4 separate regions of the Homo sapiens genome follow, and all the other regions are linked to region 4. The links are chromatin loops, found by intact Hi-C in ENCODE. Cell type or tissue: PC-9. All regions are shown on one strand. Region 1 overlaps AKT3 (AKT serine/threonine kinase 3). Region 2 overlaps LINC02774 (long intergenic non-protein coding RNA 2774). Region 3 overlaps AKT3 (AKT serine/threonine kinase 3). Region 4 holds the start of MIR4677 (microRNA 4677).

Region 1 (5,000 bases), 410 kb before region 4:
TGGTCCTAGATAGTTGTAGGCTCCAGTGCTGAAGTTCCTGGAGGATAATCCAACCTCCCTAAACTCTCTTGATACCGAAGAACTCACCTGGAATAGCTACAGCCTACTTTTCTGTCCCCCTCCCCACCTTCCCTGCAAGCTCTCTTCCCCTGTGGGCTGGGTCCTGTTTCAGCTCTTCCATGCATGTCTCAGGAACTGTTCCTGTAGACAAAGGTCCATTCAGCACTAGAATGCTTTTTCCAGGCTGCATTTCTAAATCTGAGTCCCTGTGTATCTTCCAGATCAAAGTGCCCCTCTCCCCACAACAATGGACTAGATTTGCCAGGGCCTCATAGCAGAATATCCTGTCTGACTCTCTCTTCACTAGACTAAGGAGAAAAAATAACAAAACAAAAATGAAGAATTTATTTTAAAAGATGAATATAGCATTCCCCCCTCCCCTAAAAAGAAATGAGCAACTATTACTTACACAAAATGTAGATACAACTGTATTCCTTGTAGGATTACTTATTAAAGCTTTCTTGATACGTAAATCTAAATCCAAGCGTTTGGCATGAATGTCTGCTTCATTTATCATTGCCTTGGATATGCTTTAAAGAGTCTGTCACAGCTGGTCTACAAATGGATTTTTGCACACACCAAAACTTGCCTTGTGGCAAATGTTTTATAAAAGTTGTATAGAGGCTTCAAATATTGTTCTTCATGATTCTTTGCTGCTAATTTTCCAGAAGTCCTTCTCTTTCAGAGTCTTTTTTTTTTTGAGAAGCATTTAAGAAAATTATGTTGAGTTTGGTGTAAATTAGAGTTGTGACAAATTATAGAGCAGTTTTCACAAGTAAAATTGGGCCAGTTAGCTCAGAATTAGAAAATTAATCTTTTTCCAAAGCATTATCTCACTTTCTGTGTGTTTGTAGTGTTTATAGACTGATAGTATCAGTACCAACAGCTAAAACAAAAGTCAGTTTTTTTTCTTTTAAAAAACATTATTTCTTTTTAATGAACAGTTATTGAAGTATTGGCCTTAATTGGCTAGGTGTGGTGGCTCATACCTGTAATCCCAGCACTTTGGGAGGCCGAGGCGGGCAGATCACCGGAGGTCAGGAGTTTGAGGTCAGCCTGGCCAACACAGTGAAACTCCGTCTCTACTAAAAATACCAAAATTAGCCAGGTGTGATGGCAGGCACCTGTAGTCCCAGCTACTCGAGAAGCTGAAGCAGGAGAATCACTTGAACCCAGGAGGCAGAGTTTGCAGTGAACTGAGATTGTGCCACTGCACTCCAGCCTGGGCGACAAAGGGAGACTCTGTCTCAAAAAAAAAAAAAAAAGATTAGCCTTAATCAACAAGCATTTACTAATAACTTACCGGTAAAGAGTAGTATATTCAGATTTAAAACATTTTGAAGAAATGCCCAGAAGTGGAGGACAAAGGCATTGAGCTTGCTGTCCTTGTAAAATACCGTGTGTGCGTGCGTGCGTGTGTGTGTGTGTGTGTGTGTGTGTATACGTGCATGCATGTGAGAGGGGAGAGAAGGTGGGAGAAGGAGGCATACAGTAGTTGCAAGTTAACATAATAGAGAATTTTTAAAACCTTAGGACACATCTAAAGATGATACAAAATGTATGTTAATGCAAGATAAAATTTGGTTTATTAGGGACAGTGAATTATGATTTGAAATAATTGGGGCAAATTTAACCAAGTAGGGTTAAAGCATTACTTTGAAGGAAAGGAGGGTATTAAGCAGTACATAATTTTGAGCTAAATTCATAGGCAAATCAATTTCTATTTAGAAACTGAAGCACTTTCTTTATAAAAGCATGACTTCGCCTCTTTATTTGCTCAAGTATATATGAGGCCATATTGCATTTAGCCTATATGAGAAGGAGAAGAAAGCAGAGAAGGAGTTATGAGGGAGATTGGAAGAGAATAAAAAGATCACTTCACTTTAGATGCCAAGCAAGAGCAATTATTACAGCATTATTTCAGGATTCAAGGACAACAAGGCCTGTAAAGAGGCCACTGATAACCTCATTGGTGACTTTGTGGAGATCAGTAGTAGTGATGGTAAATAGCAAATTGGCAGGAGTTGAAGAGTGAATGGATACTGAAGAAATGGAGACAGTAATCATAGATTTTTCTTCTGAGTTATTTTTTGATAAAAGGAAAGAAAATAGATTACAGCAAGCCAAAGAAAGATGATTTTTGGATGGGATGTTTTGAGCATATTCATAGGTTGAAGGAATGGAGTCAAAATACAGAGGGAAATTCAGAAAGATCCAAGAGAGAGATTCATCATTTGACATAATCAAATCTTAGATGACAGTAAAGATGGGACACAAGAAAGAGGGGTTAGTTCTTGAAAACTAGAATGTATATGACTTCCTTTGTTATAAGTAAAGGGGGTATTCTGAATGTTTGAAGTAGAGAGCTGGGAAGTTGAAGTTATTCACGTTTAATGGTTTCCCTGCTTTCTAGGAAGTAGGGATATTATAAAATGAGAAAGATGGGGTTGGGGGAGAGGGGTTTGAAGAGGGATAAAGAAGATGTGGCATGATTCCTTTAGAAAACAATCATGATCAAGTCAACTAGAGATGAATGAAATAATTTCCCAGGTTTGCATGAATTATGATAGATTTATTTGGTTTAGTTTCGTGATTTAGTATAGCAGTACTCAGAAGAGTTCCACATAAAATGGATTATATCATATACCTAGGATGGAGACTGATAAGATGTGTATAATGAAAGAAAAAGTGGATTAGAAAAATATAGAATGATCAGGGATTCCATAGAATGAGACAAGTAGAAGGGAACTTTTCAACTGAGAAAATAGGGAGAGAATGAAGGACTAGAAGTGGTAAGGAAAAGGAAGGAGGAAGTTCAGTAGAACTGAGGAAATTATAATATTAGCTTAAAATATTAAAGTATTCATGCAACAGTGTGTGAGGGCCTGCCATATGCTAGGTACTGTTCATTTGTATTTACAACAGATGAAGTACCAAGTAGTACTTCAATGGAGTTGCCACTAGATGTCACTCTGATTCGTATGGTAAGGCTAACCTTGACACGTACTCAAGATTGGGGCTTTGAAAGTCAGACCTGTATAAACAGGCAATTTTTAATAGCCTATGCAGATCAATTATTATCCAGAAATCTTATTCATATAACTAAACTACTTTTGAGAGAATATTCTCATGAGAACAAAACCTCTCAAATTTGAAAACTTCAAGTTATTAATACTGTGTTTGCATTATTGATTTATTTTTATTATCTTAATCACACTAAATAGTATTTCTCAGTGAACTTTAACATTTTCTGAAATTCTACATTAAAGTTTGTGAATTTATTTTCTTTATATTGTTTTATTTACTTATCTGCTGAATTGGTTCTGGTTTTATAGGGACTAATGAATTTTTATAAGCACTAATAAAGCTGCTTCTTTCTAAGTGGTGAAGATTGTGCATGTGAACACCAAAGTTGTGAGTATAGTTTTACACTGTGTGGCCTTCCTATCAACTAGAAGGAAGAACACTGTCTATCCAACTCTTGTTTTTTTTTTTAAGTCCCATTCTTGTTTTCTGTTCAATCAGTATAGCTTTGCCTCTTTATCTTCATGTTGAAATAAAGGGTCATGTTTAGAAAGCTTGTCAGAATTCCTGCCTATCCACAATTTTTTACAACTTGGTTCTTTCAAAACTCTGAACAATTTTGGATAGCTATGCAATATAAATATTAAAACACAAAAAACCAGACACACCAGCAAACCATGTTGATTTCCACTGAATCATATAAACAATACCCAGGCATGCTATATGTTTTAAAAGATATATTTATGTTTGTGTATCTTTTAATTTTTTCTTCATTTGACAGGGGAAAGATGTGAGATTATACAGCATTGCTAGAACCGTTGGGCCTTAGTATAAAACAATTTACAGGTCATTATGGTTGAAAAAGCATAGCATCACATTTTTTGCATGTGCTATGCCTAGGTATATTTCAGTGCTTGCTTCAGACATCGTTTCATTACTGACTCTTACCGATCCTTGTTATTCATTATGGTGTTAAGTAATTTTTAGCCATGTTTGCAAGAAACCTATACTATGTCTTAAGTGAACTGTCTTACATTTATCCCTTTTGATTTTTTTTGTGTTTATGGATAAAGTCAGTTTACAATAAGTTTAATGTGGTTTTCTATGGTAATTCCCAATGTGATACTAAGAGTTTCATTTGCAAAGGTACCTATTTACTAAGCATGTTGTTAGGTGACATTTTGGTCTGTTCATTGAAGATATCTCCCTTTAATCTCTTCATTGTGTCTTGGGAAAGAAGTCATTTTGCTTTGGACAAGTGAACGTGAACATGCTGCATTTACTGGGCTGTACTGGGTAGAATACAAGTACAAGAGAGAAGGTCAGTTACAACTTAGCAGCAATGGCAATGTAATTTTACTTTCCCCAAATTTTGTTGAAGCAGTCATTAAGAATTACACTCTATAATAAAAAAAGCATGAAAATATGATGCAGAAATCTCCGTTAATGAAATTCCTCTTGAAATTATCCTCTAATTCCCTTTTAATTCTCAAATTCACTTTGCCGTATAACTTTCAAAATGAAACTTCTGACATTTTTGTTTGTTCTTGGAAAAAGTGTTCATTTCTTTGCAGTTTTACGGTGAAAATAATATCCTATATTTCTTTTTAGGAATATATTCCTTTGTTGTGCTAGGAACAGTAAGTTTATTTAGATAATAGCCATCTACACTCTCTATCTCTAATCCCCAAAGGCCTTAACCTCCATTAGGAATAAATGTAGATTTTTGTTTGCTTGAAATAGCTTCCTGGGCATGTAAAAACCCCTTTGACATCATTATTTAGGGGCTCCCATCCTCCCAATGGAATCACAGCCTAATACAAAAACTTTGCAGCTGGTGAGCTCCCAAAGCCCCTTTTGATGATTGTTGTTAAACTCAGCATGGCAGCTTGCAGTTGTTCCTTTCCTGTACTGCC
Region 2 (5,000 bases), 610 kb before region 4:
TTCAAGCATGAGTGGAGCTGTATCATGGCACCCTGACTTTCAGCAAGGGACTTCTTTAGTGATGCTGATGAGGAGGACAGCGCATGCACACAGAATTCAGGACACAGGACGACTCCAGGCAGGGCCATTGATTCCTCCTGGGACCCATCCACCAGTGTTTGTGGGGTGCCAGTTGTCTTCCTCTCAGAGGCAAGACTGCGGCCCCCCCAGGTGCTGTTCTCCACGCCATCTGGAGCTTTCCCTGCATCCTGTAAGGTGCATTCCATGGCCAGGGAAGAGAGAAGACTTGCAGCTGCTTCTGTTTCCATAGCTGGTCACTCCATTCCTGAAGTTGCACCTCCACCTTGCTGATGAGGACGGAATACGATGAATACGTCAAGGACAGAGCTCACCTAAGTATCATAATTCCGGTGCCAATTTCTTTCAAAGGGGCACTCATCTGCTTCTAAAAAAAGACTTGCCGTGGATTACAACAGACATTGCCCACCTCAGGCCCTCCACTTCCAGCCAGCTGCTCCTGCGTCTGCTTTGTGCCATCCCTGAACTCAGCGCTTCTCCGAGGCCTTGTTGGCTGCGTCTCAGACTAGGTTCAGCCAGAGACGGCAGAGACTGCGCTTGGTGGCCCCATCGCCCTCCCCTCGGCCGGCACAGTGTCCTTTCATTGCTTTCGTCAGCGTGTCCTCGTCATCCACCATGTCTCAACAGGCTGGAGACCGAGCACTGGGTATTTACAGGTGAATAAGACAGGGCTTCTGGTTGAGGGGTTTTAATCAGGCTGGGGAGACATAAGATAATGACCATAGAAGCTCGTGAGAATTTTAACAGAGGGAGGAATTCAAGCTGCCTGGGGGAGGTGGGGAAGATTGCTGCTCAAGCCATGTGGTGGGGAAGCACCAGGCCTTCCCATTTCAGGCAAACTAGACAGTGTGTGCTTTTTATTTCAGGGAATTGTAAGCTTGATGAGCTTGATATGGTGATTGATGAGATATGCAGAGTATCAGAGGGAAGAATCATCAACTTAGAGGTTTCTAGCTGGCAAACATTAGTGCCATTCACTAATAAAGGAAATTCTTAGCAATTGGATTTGGGGCAGGACAGATGAGCCATTTATTCATTTATCTTTCAAAAATATTTCGTTTTTTGTTTGTTTGTTTGAGACAGAGTTTCACTCTTGTCGTCCAGGCTGGAGTGCAGTGGCGCCATCTCAGCTCAATGCAACTTCCACCTCCCAGGTTCAAGCGATTCTCCTGCCTCAACCTCCGGAGTAGCTGGGATTACAGGGGCCCGCCACCATGCCCAGCTAATTTTTTTGTATCAAAAATATTTCTTTAGCACCTGCTGAACTGTGCTAGTTTGGGACATATTGGTTTTGAGTACCATCAGAGTACCGAGGTGAAATGTTAGTTTAACTCATCTTAAACATGAATCAAGCTCAAAAGGGCAATAGGGACGGAGATATCCATTAAGAAGTCATCAAGGCCAGACACGGCGGCTCACGTATGGAATCCCAGCACTTTGGGAGGCCGAGGAGGGCGAGTCACTTGAGCTCAGGAGTTAGAGACCAGCCTGGGCAACATGGTGAAACTCCATCTCTGCTAAAAATACAAAAATTAGCCAGGCGTGGTGGTGCATGCCTGTGGTCCCAGCTACTCAGGTGGCTGAGGCGGGAGGATTGCTTGAGCCTGGGAGGTCAAGACTGAAGTAAGCGAAGATTTTGCCACCGCACTCCAGCCTGGGCGGGAAAACAAAACAAAACAAAAAAAGTAATCAGTGTTTTTCCCAGGAACAAATTCTGCTTCTTCGAACCCTATTTTCTGTTTTGACCATATCCTTTCTGTGGACACATGGTCTCTCTAGCTGGGCTACTGAATATTTATTTAGCATAGTTAGTCACAGAGTGGCCCCTGTTCTGTGGGTCTGGGAGAAAGCCTGCATCTTCCTACGATTCAACTTGATGTTCTGAGTTTTGGAGGTATCCCTTCCATCCCAGCCTATACTCTCCAAATTCATTCTGGAATTTTTTTTAAAGAAGCATCTGAGTACAAGACTGAGACTTAAATAACTATATAATGCTTAGGAATCTCCTATATAAAAAGATCAAACTGTACAGAGGAGTTTATTTTCTTATCACCTGCTATAAGATTATTCATTGCTGTTTTATGGCCGGTATGTTTATCTGGTTTGATAATGGCTATTTTGGCAAAATAAAATAAAATAAATAAAATGTGGTTGTCATCTAGATCTTAGGCAAAACATATGAATTATTTCAATGATGAGACAAGATACCACCAGGCATCATGAGACAGCCTATCCGGATTGCGGGGAAGGCTCTTGCAGGGAGAAGGGGAGGCAAAAGAAATCTCCTGACTACTGAAACTTGCAAATCACAAATTATAAAACAATAAAATCATATCAAATGCCACCACCTTCTTTATGGAACCCATTAAACCATGGTCAAAACAAGGGGCTACATTTCTTGAAGATAAACAAGGCAGCCTGTGTTGTCATCACTTAATTGAACTCAAATCCTTCATTGGTATCCCAAGATGATCAGATACCTTGTAATGGAAATTCCCCAGTTATTAACAGTACAGGAGCACTATTGTGAGCCTAAGTTCTCAACTTGGGTAACAAACAGCATTGCAATCCTCCCTGACTCATCCCTCGGGCTGTTTCACTAGGGCCCAGTAAACTGAGACTTTGGCTCTTGGCCGCTAGCATTCCTCTGGGATTCTGTGTGTCCCACAAGACAAGAAGTCATTTGTAAGATCCAACATGCCTAGCTCAGAAATAAGCACGGGTGTTCACAAACCCTTCAAAAGGTAAACACTGTATTAGGGACCCAATATCTAATAGGTGAATTTAGGGGAAGGAAAGTGTGTTTGTTTCCTAGGTCTGCCACAATAAATGTGCCACTAACTGAGTGGTTTAAAACAAAAGATATTTGGCTGGGCGCCATGGCTCACGCCTGTAATCCCAGCACTTTGGGAGGCCAAGGCAGGTGGATCGTGAGGTCAGGAGTTCAAGAGCAGCCTAGCCAACATAGTGAAACCCCGTCTCTACTAAAAATACAAAAATTAGCTGTGCATGGTTGCACGTGCCTGTAATCCCAGCTACTCGGGAGGCTGAGGCAGGAGAATCGCTTGAACCCTGGAGGTGGAGGTTGCAGTGAGCTGAGATCAGCCGTTGCACTCCAGCCTGGGCAACAGAATGAGACTCCATCTCAAAAACAAAACAAAACAAAAACAAAAACAAAAACAAAAAAAAAACAAAAAACCTCACACACCAGATATTTAACCTCTCACAATTCTGGAAGATTAAAGTCCTAATTCATAACCTGCAGGTGTCTGCTGGGCCACGCTTGTTCCAAAGGCTCCAGGGGAGGAGACTTCCTTGCCATCCTAGCTTCTGGTGATTGCCCGCAATCTTTGGCATTCCTTGGTTTGTGGCCTTGTGTGTCTGTGTCCCTATGTCCAAATTGCCTTCTTCTTATAAGAACACCAGTCATTGGATTAGTGCCTACCTTAATCCAAGACAACCTCATTTTAACTTTATTTAACTTTCAAAGATCCTGTTTTAAAATAAGGTCACATTCACAGGTATCAGGGGTTAGGACTTAAATCTTTTTGGGGGGACACATTTCAACCCACAATAGAAGGGAACTGCAGGTTTTTAGCCTTTGTTCTTTGTCACAAAAGACATAAAAAATTTTATTTTTTACAAATCCTGGAGGCTGCAAATTTTAAGAAAAAAACAGTTTCAAAGTTATGTGAAGCAGAGAGGTATTTTACCATAATTTTAAAATGCATTCTAAATAATTTTAAAAATCCACAAATTTGAAAATGTTATTAGCATTATTAAATTTTATTTTGAACTTTTAACATGTGAGTAAAACATGCTAATAGGACTGATGAAGACGTACAGAGACAGAACCCCGATAGGGTGGCAGTTGTGGGGATCACTGTGCAGACATGCAAGCGGAAGTAAAAAGAATTCTTTGAGCCCCCAAAGATTAGGAATTGGCAGTAATGCTTTTAGCACCTCCATATCCTATCAGTCATTTTAAACATCTAAGATTCCCATTGCAGAAACATGGCACATAGAGTCAGGAAACAAAGGTTATATAGATATTTGCAACCTGTAACTGTCCTAGGATCGATCACAAGAAATTCAGTAGGTGCCTCACATAACTAAGCACTGATCATTGATACTAAGACCAGATATGTGATCTAAATTAGCAAAGACACACTCCATGCTGCTTTGAAAATAATCACCATAGATGTTATGCTTTTTCTTGATCATCTCTTTCAGCAACACCAAATTGCTCTATCACCCTTCAATTCAGATCTCCACAGTAACAAGTTTTTAAAGCAATTTGCAGCATTTCACTTTCTGTGGGCCAAACCCTGCCTGGACAGTCCCTTTTATAATCATGACTTTCTCATGGAGCTAAACAGGTGAGGATCAGCCCCAGGATACTAGAATCTGGAACAAATGGATTTATAGCCACTCTAAAATTGCAGGTAGGCTCTGTCACTCCCACTAATATCTACAAGTCATTGCAAATGGAAAGGACAGCAGGACTGGCCAAATCTATCTTTGGCTTTCTAAAGTCAGTCTCACTGTGCACTGCTCTCTACCAGAGTAAGACTCAAGAATAAATGATTTTAGTGAATGAGTTTTTAAAAATAAATTAATGAATTAACAATTTAAAAAGAGTAAGTGAGCAGCCATTTTTTTCTGCCATTCATCTGAGCTCCTGTGAAATAGTTCCAAGCAAGATTCTGCCCAGTTAAGAGGAGGAAGAGACCTCAGAGGTTGTCTGGACAGGCCAGGTGTGGTGGTTGACACCGGTAATCCCAGCACTTTGGAAGGCCGAGGTGGGAGGATCACCTGAGGTCAGGAGTTCGAGACCAGCCTGGCCAACATAGTGAAACCCTGTCTCTACAAAAATATAAAAATTAGCTGGGCATGACGGCAGGTGCCTGCAATCCTGGCTC
Region 3 (5,000 bases), 380 kb before region 4:
CTATAACAAAATACAGAGTAATAAGAGAAAAGCATAACAAATCTGTTTAATTATAGTTTTACATGACACAGGAGCCTTCAGAGTGAAGACCCCAAACATATGGGACAACTATCCATTTTTCAGTGCTTAGGTTCAGTGAAAAATGGACAGCTATGTAGAAATAGGACTGGACAAAAAGGTTATGATCTAATATTAATAGACTGCATATAAAAACTCACCAAGACCTGTCTGTTCAGATTCTTCTTGGCCTCTCTCTTGTAATGTTTCTTCCTCCCAGGTATGGGACAGGACCCCTCTGATGAGGGTCTTATGACCTATATTATTGGGACAAGGGTAGGTCAGAGAATTTCTAGACAGAATTTCTGTCTAGGCCAGTTCCTAGACAGAAAGGTGAGGGGAAGGTTAGAGTAGTAATTGTAGTTTTTATGGCTGGCTTTGGAGAAGAGAGATCTAGTCTTTATTATCTGCTTTGGTGAGGAGGAATTCTGGTGTCTGTACTTGCTTTGGGGGAGAATGAGGGGCAAGAGACAGGAGGGCAGGAGAAGATGAGAGAGATCCAGGTTCTGAGGCTGCTTCTGATACCTTCCAGTGCAAAGTACTTTGTGTGCTGAAGTGCCATATTTTGGAGTATTGTTTTCTGAGCTCCAGCATTAGCCCTATTTGCCAGTAGAATATGGTGTGGCAAGTACTTTAAAAGAATGCTTTACATGCTTATTTTCTCAAGAGTATATACCGTGAGCTTTTCGGAATAGTTGGACCATCTGGGAATACGTAAAAAATAAAAGGAAAAGGACAAGAGATTATTGCATTTTGATTGGCTCCAAATTGTATTAACCCTTAATATTTATCTACTTTATAATTTTAAGATACTAATATTTGAGGAGATCTCTTTATTCGAATTACTGGTTTAAGATAATATTATGATATTAACAAGTCTCTTTTTTTCTCCTCACATCTTTTAGACCAGAGCAGACAGGCCAAGTCAGGCTGAGATCCTATTTATGATAAAAATCATAGAACTCTATGTAGTATTGATAAAACACATGAAGATTATATTATACTTAGCTTTTAATTATATTTTGACATTTGCTCATGTTTGATTTAGAACTTTTTTTTTTTTTTTTTTTTTTACTATGTCTTTTGGTCTCATCAAAAAGATTTTAAGATCCTTTTTATTTTGGCAAAAATATATGTAACATGAAATTTACCATTTTAACCATTTTTAACCATTTTTATTTTTATTTTATTTTTAATTTTTTTTGAGTTTGAGTTTTGTTCTTGTTGCCCAGGCTGGAGTGCAATGGCACGGTCTTGGCTCACTGCACCCTCACCTCCTGGGTTCAAGTGATTCTCCTGCCTCAGCCTCCCGAGTTGCTGGGATTACAGGCATGTGCCACCATTCTCCGGGCAATTTTGTATTTTTAGTAGAGATGGGGTCAGGCTGGTCTTGACCTCCTGATCTCAGGTGATCTGCCCACCACAGCCTTCCAGAGTGCTGGGATTACAGGTGTGAGGCACCGCGCCCGGCCACCATTTTTAGATATACAGTTGCTTTCATTTCTTATGTCTCTCTCTTAACACCAAGGTTATTAAGTAAGTATTTAAGAACATACAAGAGATGTTCAGTGTAGCAGAGATTGGCCAAATCCGTTTGCGCGTAATACACCTACTCTGCCCTAGCACCAATCTAGACTGTTTTTTGCAGCTGTCTTGGAGTTAGGTGTGGCCATACGACTGAGTTCTGGCCACTCACATGTGAGCAGAATTAACGCATGCCTCCTCTAGGCTTGGGTCATGAACATCTGTGTTCAGTGTTCTTTCTCTCTTCCCTTCTGATGGCAGTCATGAAACCAAGGAGATGGAAGAGCCTCTAAAAGGGAGGATTCTAGGTCCTTCAGTCACTGCCATTGAAAGGAAACATTGTTTTGACCTTACATGAGCCAGAAACAAAACTTTCATTGTAGTAAAGCACTAAGTTGTCATGATTTACCTCTCTCAGCAGCCAGCATTACCTTCACTGATACACTCAACAGTGATTTGAGTATGTAATTTAGTTTACTCAAAATATACTTCTCATTTCTTAGCAATTGGAATTGGTAGTCAGGAAAACTAAAGTTGAACTGAGGAGTGAGAAATTGGGGTGTGACTCCAGTTGGAGGAAGACTTGGTGTGGAACTCGATGAGATGAATAAAAGATAGAACAATTTGGAATGTTTTGTTAGGGAATTGATACAAAAAACTTAAAGTTAGCAGAGAGTTATGTGAATAAATTAGAGTAATTTTGGGAGTTGTAGGAGTAGGGGGGCATTATGAAATAAGAAAAGTCTCTGAGAGTTGGGATAGGATTTAAACACTATCGGTTTTTTTAAAAAGGAATTTTGCCACATTCCACATGCAGCTTGCAAATGTTTTTGCAATGACTGTCTTGACATATGTGATACTCAGAAAAAGGTGGAATGTTTAAATGAATAGAACTGCATACCTTATATATCTTGTTTGCTGGGAGTTAGATTCATTACTTGAATAATTTCCCTAATGAGTCATTCCCTTAGGGGAATTATCCCTAAGGGAATTATCCCCTTAGGGAATGACTTATCCCATGAAAATAATTGGATTATGGCTTGTTTTGTGCATATATGAAATCCAGTTTGTTGGACTTCTACAACACCTAAATATAGGTGAAATTTACCTTGTGTTTTGGACATGCAAAATATTGGATAGAATATTTAAAAAGAAAAAATTCATCAATTCATTTTGCTAGCATTTACTCTTCATAATTGAAGCTGAGGCTGGGTGCGGTGGCTCATGCCTGTAATCCCAGCACTTTGGGAGGCCGAGGCGGGCAGATCACGAGGTCAGGAGATCGAGACCATCCTGGCTAACACGGTGAAACCCCGTCTCTACTGAAAAAAAAAATACAAAAAAGAAAATTATCCAGGCGTGGTGGTGAGGGCCTGTAATCCCAGCTGTAAGGGTAGCAGCCTCGGGAGGCTGAGGCAGGAGAATCACTTGAATCCAGGAGGCAGAGATCGCAGTGAGCCAAGATCATGCCACTGCACTCCAGCCTTGGCGACAGAGAGAGACTGTCTGAAAAAAAACAAAACAAAACAGTAGATAGGTAAAATGTTTGTGGCTTTAGATAGCTTTTTTTTAAAAAAAACTTTAAAGTGAAGATTTAATAATTATAAATTAAAAATACACTACATGACTCACTTGATGTTTCCAATTTTCATCTCCTATGTAAGTAACGATACAGAGAATGCATACAATCGTTGGCTTGTGGACATCCATGTCCCCAGTTGTGTGTATGTTGGAAATGGTTATAAGACATGGGGATTTTCTTACCTCCTGTTCATAATTGCTTCAGCTACAGATCAGATTCCCTTCTAAACAAATGGTAAGAGACCACCTCAGCTGAGCCTTGGGTGGTGTTTTAGGAGCAATTGCTACTCTACTTGAAAAGGAAAGGTCCTCTGTTTTCTTATGCATAGCATCCAATGTAAAATGAATGTAGCTCTCTTCTTTGACCTTACTCTTATTTGCATACTTTAATGGGTGTAATCATAGAAATGTTGCATATTCAGCATAACTGGATTCTAACTTATAATTTATTTTAAAAATAAAAGTACTGTTAAAAGGAATTTGAGATTCCAGGATTTCTTACAAGTATAATGTACAATGTATGTTTTATGATCGAAATTAGCTGGACTTGAAGTCAAAAGAACTAGTTCAATAACATGTGTCTTAACTTGAAATCTTGGTTTCCTAATCTGTAAAATCACCAATATACTAGAATCTTGGTGTTAAAAGTAACCTATGGGGCAGTTTGATACCACCTTTAACTCAGAACTCAAATTTCTTTTATAACATCTTTGATATGTGGCCGTCCAATGATAGGGTGCTCAGTGTCTCATTCTTTAATCAGGTGCTTATAGCTTTGAAACTCTTGAGCATAGAATACTGATGGTAATATTAATATCTGACTTGTCTCTCATATGAAGTAAGGAGAATGAAAGCAAATATTAAAGTAGCAAGTAGTAGTTATACAGTGCTTTTTTAACTAATGACATGTGGGAACTAGTTACCATTTGTATTAATAATTTTTTAAAATGATAAACTAAATTTTAAATCTCTGACAATGACCATTGGAACCCAGCCTGTTTATCAGGTGGAGTCTGCCAGTGCTTCCAGTATTTTTGATACTACCTAGTCCTTGAAAATTAAAAATCTTGACCCACAATTTAAAAGCCACTGGGTATGACTCTTGGGAAGACATTTCGATTACCTAGTATACTAAAAGACTTTAATACAAATTGAAATTATATGGAAGTTACTTAAACATTTCTAAAGTAACACTAAACCACATTCTTTAATGTATTATGTGTCATGGGTAGCATTGCCTGGAAGAGGTAGCAGCAAGCTGAGTTTATGAAGGAAAAAAACTTCTGAGTGAGCTAAGGAGCTGGTGGGTAGAGTGTGGAAGATGGAGCAGACAGACTGAGATCCATCCAGGCCTGGGAGGGGAATGGGAGAGAGACCAGGGACAGAAGCCAGACTTGACACAATCCCTGAAGAAGATAAAAGAAAGTGATTTAATCACCTTCCAGATCTTACTTGCAAAAGGGCTACCTGTATTCTTTGGATGAAGTGTTAGTATTATTAGAATGACCCATTTTTACTTGTGTTAGCTTCAGTGGATCTTTGTTCCTTGTAACTGAAAGAGTTCTAATAGAGCACTAAGGTTAAAGACAAGTATCAGGGGTAAATATTTGGCTGAGGCCTGCTTCTGAATACTATTCTAGACATGACCTCTCCTCTTTTCGTTCTTTTTTCCACAACATCATTATAAAATATGAAGTAATCCTTTTTAATTTCTTGTCTTTCTGAATTTAAAATTCTATGTTAGGTATTCTCATTGCTTGATTTGTGTTTATTATAGAAATGAAGAGTTTGTTTTAAACTATGCATTACTCGAATTTCTGCTGAGGAAGTCCATATCC
Region 4 (5,000 bases):
AATGCTCAACATGCCCCGCTTTTAAAAGTTAAATGTAAATTTCTCTCTTGAGTGCAGATGGTGGCCAAGCAAAGTAGTTCTTTGGTCTCACAGACAGAAGGTCAGGTCATGGCTGAAAGACCAAAGAACAATTGCTGCTTTGCTACTCCAAATCATCCATGGAATGAGACACCACGACTTCTTTTCTGAAACTGTCTGTTCAATACAAAACAGTTAAAAAGAGTACCTATAAGATTTCCTCACATTCCGTCTGGGAAAAAAAAATGGTAACAAGCACATCACTTCACAACACATCACAAACATCTTGTAACTGTTCAGAGGTTTTATTCCTAAAGCTGTGACCTCCTAAAAAGGCACATCTCTATCTAAAAACATACCACTAAACGTCATTATGAAAACTACTATTGTTTCACTATTATCAGAAAACGTTTACAAATGAAAACTGCTCCTTGTAAATCCTGCAACTTTAGCCTCCATACCATCACGGATTAATTAAAATGAGATTTAATACTGCAAATACTTCTAATATTGCAAATGCTTCTAAACAAGTTATTCCTTTACAAGTGATATTATACTCCTATTGTCCCTGATCTTTTTTCCTCTAGAAAATTATAATGGAATTTTAAATAACTGAGACTCTTTCCTGATGTATTTTTGCAGTTAGTCCAAAATATTATGCTGTCAGAATGCTGTAGAATAATACGAAAGGCCAAAAGTATGCCAATATATTGATTCCTTTTTAAAAAATTACAATATATCAGGAAAGAAAAGTTATCTGTGATAAACTTAGTAGACCTAGGCCTTCAGTCCCTGACAGAAAGCATTTTCCATTCCACTATCAGGCACGCCCCCAACTGGATGCAATAAAATGTTTCATTATTTGTACATGTTAATAATTAAAAGTCTTCTGAAAATGTAAAACCCATTACAACACCAAATATAGTGGTACAAAAGCAGAATTTTACTTTGGTTGCCAGGATTTTAATTTAGTACTAAGGATTTCAGTTATGACTTGAAAAGCTTTTTGTTCTAGTCTTCATTATCACTTTCATTTTCAATACTTTTCCCAATTGTCTTTGCATCATTTGTTGTAAAGACTTCATTGGCTCAAAAGAGAAAATATGTTGGAAAATATGATGAAAAACCTCGAACTAGAAACATATTTGAAAAAAAACTTATTTGGAGCGACCTACTTCTAAATTCTAAAACAATTATTTTAAAATATTGACACTAAGAACCCAGTCTTACTATTTTAATTGAATAAACAACCTGCTTTCATTGAATACAAAGAATGAAAACCTTCAAGGTCCTGTACTGTAACATAAAAATAGAAAATCAAAAGTCAGCCTATTAGAACTGCCTCTCTAAAAACTTTATCCATGTTGTCAACTAAAATTGGAGTTATCTACTTCATCTCAATAAAGATATAACATAAAACATCTGTTCAAACTGAAATTAAAGTACGCAGCTTTTATCCACTAACATTTCTAATGTCACTGTATTTAGGCTTCATGAACAAACGTATTCATGGTTATCTTAGTTAAAACTGGTTTCACTCTGCCAACAATCAATTTGATTGACATATTTACATATCAACTCATCTCATCTTACGAATTTTAAACTTTTTCATTTAAAATTGGATTCAAGTTGGCATCTTTCAAGAACTTTATGTATGTATATTTTAGGTTCAAACTGTGCATTAGAACATTTCTTTTTACTTTTGTAAGTAATAGATACACATATCCAAATGTATATTTATGACCTGTCAGATTGGAATTTTATATGCATGCTGTTGTATTCTCACCATTCATGTGAAAGGTGATAATTTTAGGCAACTATAAAAGAAATTTTCCTAACAGTGTAAACTGGATCATCCCATTAGTTAGAAACAATACAAATAAATAAATTAGGAATAAAACAACATCAACTTGAGAAAGAATGTTACTCATATCTATAATTGCTGCAATTATGCTGTGTCCTCTCTTACCTGATCTTTAATTTCAAGATCCCTGTTAGTTTTTGCTCTGAACTCTCTGTGCTCCTTTTCTGCCTCATCCTTCTCCATGTTGGTTTTATTCAGCTGATAGCGCATTTCTCCACACACCTGTTAGATTGTAAAAAACTGGATGATTACCTGCTGGAATCTACCAGGCAATGCCTGCAATTAGATCTTTTGGTGCCCCCTAGAGGTCATATAGATAAAATACAACAAAACTTTTCTAAGAATGCCATTTTCTATTAGACTATTCAACGTAGCTTGTTAAGATTCAGAAGCAACACCAGGGATTATTGATTCTAACAACTTGAAATTACAGATAAATAAATGCATAACTAAGGAATTTAAGTAATGTGCCCAAGATTATTTTATATAACAGTTTCAATTGCATATTATCAACCAAAATGCACTATCATCTAACCTTTAAATAGGTAAAGTTAGTAGTTAAAATGTTAAGCTATGTTATTATTCATTCACATTGATACAGTTAAATATTCACTCTATATTACAAAGTTTTCTTTTAAAGACTTCATCAGTTATGCTCTTTAAAAGGAAATGTATAAAGGAATTTTTGTCTGCTGATAGATATACTATTGATATCTAGGTCTGTAATATCCAGTATTGACTGCAAGGTTTGCAGATGTCATCTTATCATACACAATATGAGGTATTCAAGTTAAGGAAGATTTTCTGGCAAAAGCCATAGACTGGAACTAAGCACACTATGCACTTATGACTGTAACATTCAATATAAAAGGAAAATATGCATTTAAATGAAATAATTGTAATACGGCACCAATAATGAACACACATAGTATCTTAAAAGTGTTGTGTATCATCCTCTATACTTAACACTAAGAACTTTGTTTTATTTATTTTTTCGAATCTAGGACTGCTACAGAAATGGAAATATATTTGAAAAGTGTAATTAGCAGATAAATCTAAACAAGCAAATTATGGGCCTTTTGAGAGAACTGAGAACCTATAGAAAGTTCAATTAATGTACAAGTCAGCTAAGTTGGCTTCTAATTTACAAATATATGGCTCTTAATATATTATCTCACCGTTATGCTTTCTTGGAACTTTTCAAGTATTTGGTATTTCTCCAAAAATAATGATTTTGGAAACTTTAGAAATCAGTTTCATCATTACTGAGGTATTAGAATAGACTAAGGTATAAAACCTATATGCATTTAAGCTGGGTATGGTAGCGCATGCCTGTAGTCCCAGTTCCTCTGGAGGCTGAGGCAGAAGGATGGCTTCAGCCCAGGAGCTCAGGACTGCAGTGTACTGTGGTAGTGTCTGTGAATAGCTACTGCACTCCAGCCTGCACAATACAACAAGATCCTGTCTCCAAACAAACAAAACAGAACCTTAAAAGTAATTTTAAAAATAAATTAATCTATGTTTAAAAGCTATAGTGACAAGACAGAAGAAAAAGTCAACAGGCTTCTCCCTAGTAGCCCTCAGAAAGCTAGAACAATAATGAAGTTATTAAAAATTCTATTGGAAGTTCAAATGCCTTCAATGTGAGAGAGTTTATTCCTCCGATTTCAAAAATTATAAATTTATAAAAACTATTAATTTTAAACCTAAATAAAAATTACAAATTCAGAGTGACAGGAAAAAAATGAGGAGCCATACTTTATTTTCTTTCTCAATTGTTCACTATTAATATTTATGTCTATGAATAAAATGGAATAAAACCCCGAACTGATAACATCAGAAGATAATAATTATACAACCATGATGTTTAAAACCCAACACCAATACAAGCTGGTTATGTAAAAACTGTTTAAGCAGCAGGTCTTATTTAAAATTATTTTATCCCTTCATTTCACTCCTACAGTTCCCTGCTTTACTACTTTCAGTTCAGCATTTGCTATGTTTATCCACAGCACTCAAATTCTATTTCAAATAAATTAACACATTAAATTGAACCAGAACTATGTTATCTCCACGTTGGAAGCAACTTCAAGGCGATTTAGTCTAATCGCTCTTCTGATGTATATGTCCTTTCAGCTAGTTCTTGAGACAGAGAACTCTCTCTCTGCTGTACTGATTTCAACAGAAAGCTGCCTCTCTATTATCAACTGAAAACTGTCTTATCATAGCTTTCACCTATAAATCTAGGTTAAGTATTCCCATCCTTCTGAACTAATTCCTTCACTTCCACCCTATCTCCACACAAAAATTTGAGCTTCTTAAACTTCTACATTAGCTAATAGGAATTTTTAAAAGCAAATGGAGAATTATAGAAACTCAAGAAAAAGGGTAAAATGGCTCCCTTTCCTAATACATGTTAAAATTAATTTTAATTACTGAATTATAGAGCAACAATGGCATTACAAATATGTCAAAATTTAGGAAAATCCATTGAAGAATAAAAGGTAATATGCAAAGAGTATTTTAAGCAAATTATCTGTGTTTTTAGTGGTAAAAAATAAATTGATTTTATTAGTTTCTTAGTTTTAAAGCAATTAACTATTGAAATCTAGATGGACTTCTAGTATTTCTTACAATATGTATCTTAATCATTGCCAGTAAAGACCATTAAACATTTTAGTTCTTGATTCACGAACCAGTGATGCCCATAGCACAGACAATGTAGTATTTTAAAGTATAAATTTAAGCACCAATAAGATCATGTAGTATTAGAATCTTTATTTTAATGACCAAGTCTGAAAAGGAAAAGGAAGTGGAAGATTTTTTATGTCAAGCACACCTTTTAAGTTGTCAATATATGTCTTTGGCAATTATTGTAAACACCAACCTTATGCTATCTACGGCAAAAACAAAGCACTCTTAATTAATTTAGAAAAATGAGGTTTATCAAATATTCAATAATTAAAGTAATATAACTCTTATTTATTTGTAAGTCTGTCTCTGCCACTTAACCCTTAAGCTCTTCAAGGCCATGACTGGTGTCTAATTCATCCTTGCACATGCAATACCCACTGAGGGGCTGCATGTAGTAACTGAATGTTTGCTGAGTAACCATTAG

The links. A loop is a pair of places that touch in the nucleus more often than their neighbours do. Peaks named below come from ENCODE experiments on the same cell type or tissue, not always from the same donor. Only the 100,000 strongest peaks of a DNase experiment are listed, where the experiment ranks them.
Region 1: a loop joins it to region 4, with 10 times the contacts of the local background. A loop is called at or near these places in 73 of 110 quality-filtered maps.
Region 2: it touches region 4 in a loop (4-fold over the local background); 18 of 110 quality-filtered maps call a loop at or near these places.
Region 3: a loop joins it to region 4, with 2.9 times the contacts of the local background. A loop is called at or near these places in 10 of 110 quality-filtered maps.

The regions. Positions count from the first base shown.
Region 1 is chr1:243,746,909-243,751,908 of GRCh38, reverse strand. The region is part of intron 2 of AKT3 (AKT serine/threonine kinase 3); the gene reads left to right. Among named protein-coding and RNA genes, the nearest start is that of AKT3-IT1, 45 kb to the left of the region's middle. In PC-9, a CTCF peak has its summit at 3,045 (motif pointing right); a DNase peak (open chromatin) is centred at 2,998; H3K27ac peaks cover 1,104 bases.
Region 2 is chr1:243,948,073-243,953,072 of GRCh38, reverse strand. The region is part of intron 1 of LINC02774 (long intergenic non-protein coding RNA 2774); the gene reads right to left. Among named protein-coding and RNA genes, the nearest start is that of LINC02774, 33 kb to the right of the region's middle. In PC-9, no CTCF peak of the experiment used is centred here; a DNase peak (open chromatin) is centred at 2,662; H3K27ac peaks cover 1,016 bases.
Region 3 is chr1:243,716,560-243,721,559 of GRCh38, reverse strand. The region is part of intron 2 of AKT3 (AKT serine/threonine kinase 3); the gene reads left to right. Among named protein-coding and RNA genes, the nearest start is that of AKT3-IT1, 75 kb to the left of the region's middle. In PC-9, no CTCF peak of the experiment used is centred here; a DNase peak (open chromatin) is centred at 2,489; H3K27ac peaks cover 2,191 bases.
Region 4 is chr1:243,341,319-243,346,318 of GRCh38, reverse strand. It overlaps SDCCAG8 (SHH signaling and ciliogenesis regulator SDCCAG8), which reads right to left. Exons shown (of 18, transcript NM_006642.5): 12 at 1,988-2,104. MIR4677 (microRNA 4677) reads right to left here and starts at 143; the gene lies at 64-143. In PC-9, CTCF peaks have their summits at 1,968 and 2,169 (motif pointing left); a DNase peak (open chromatin) is centred at 2,178.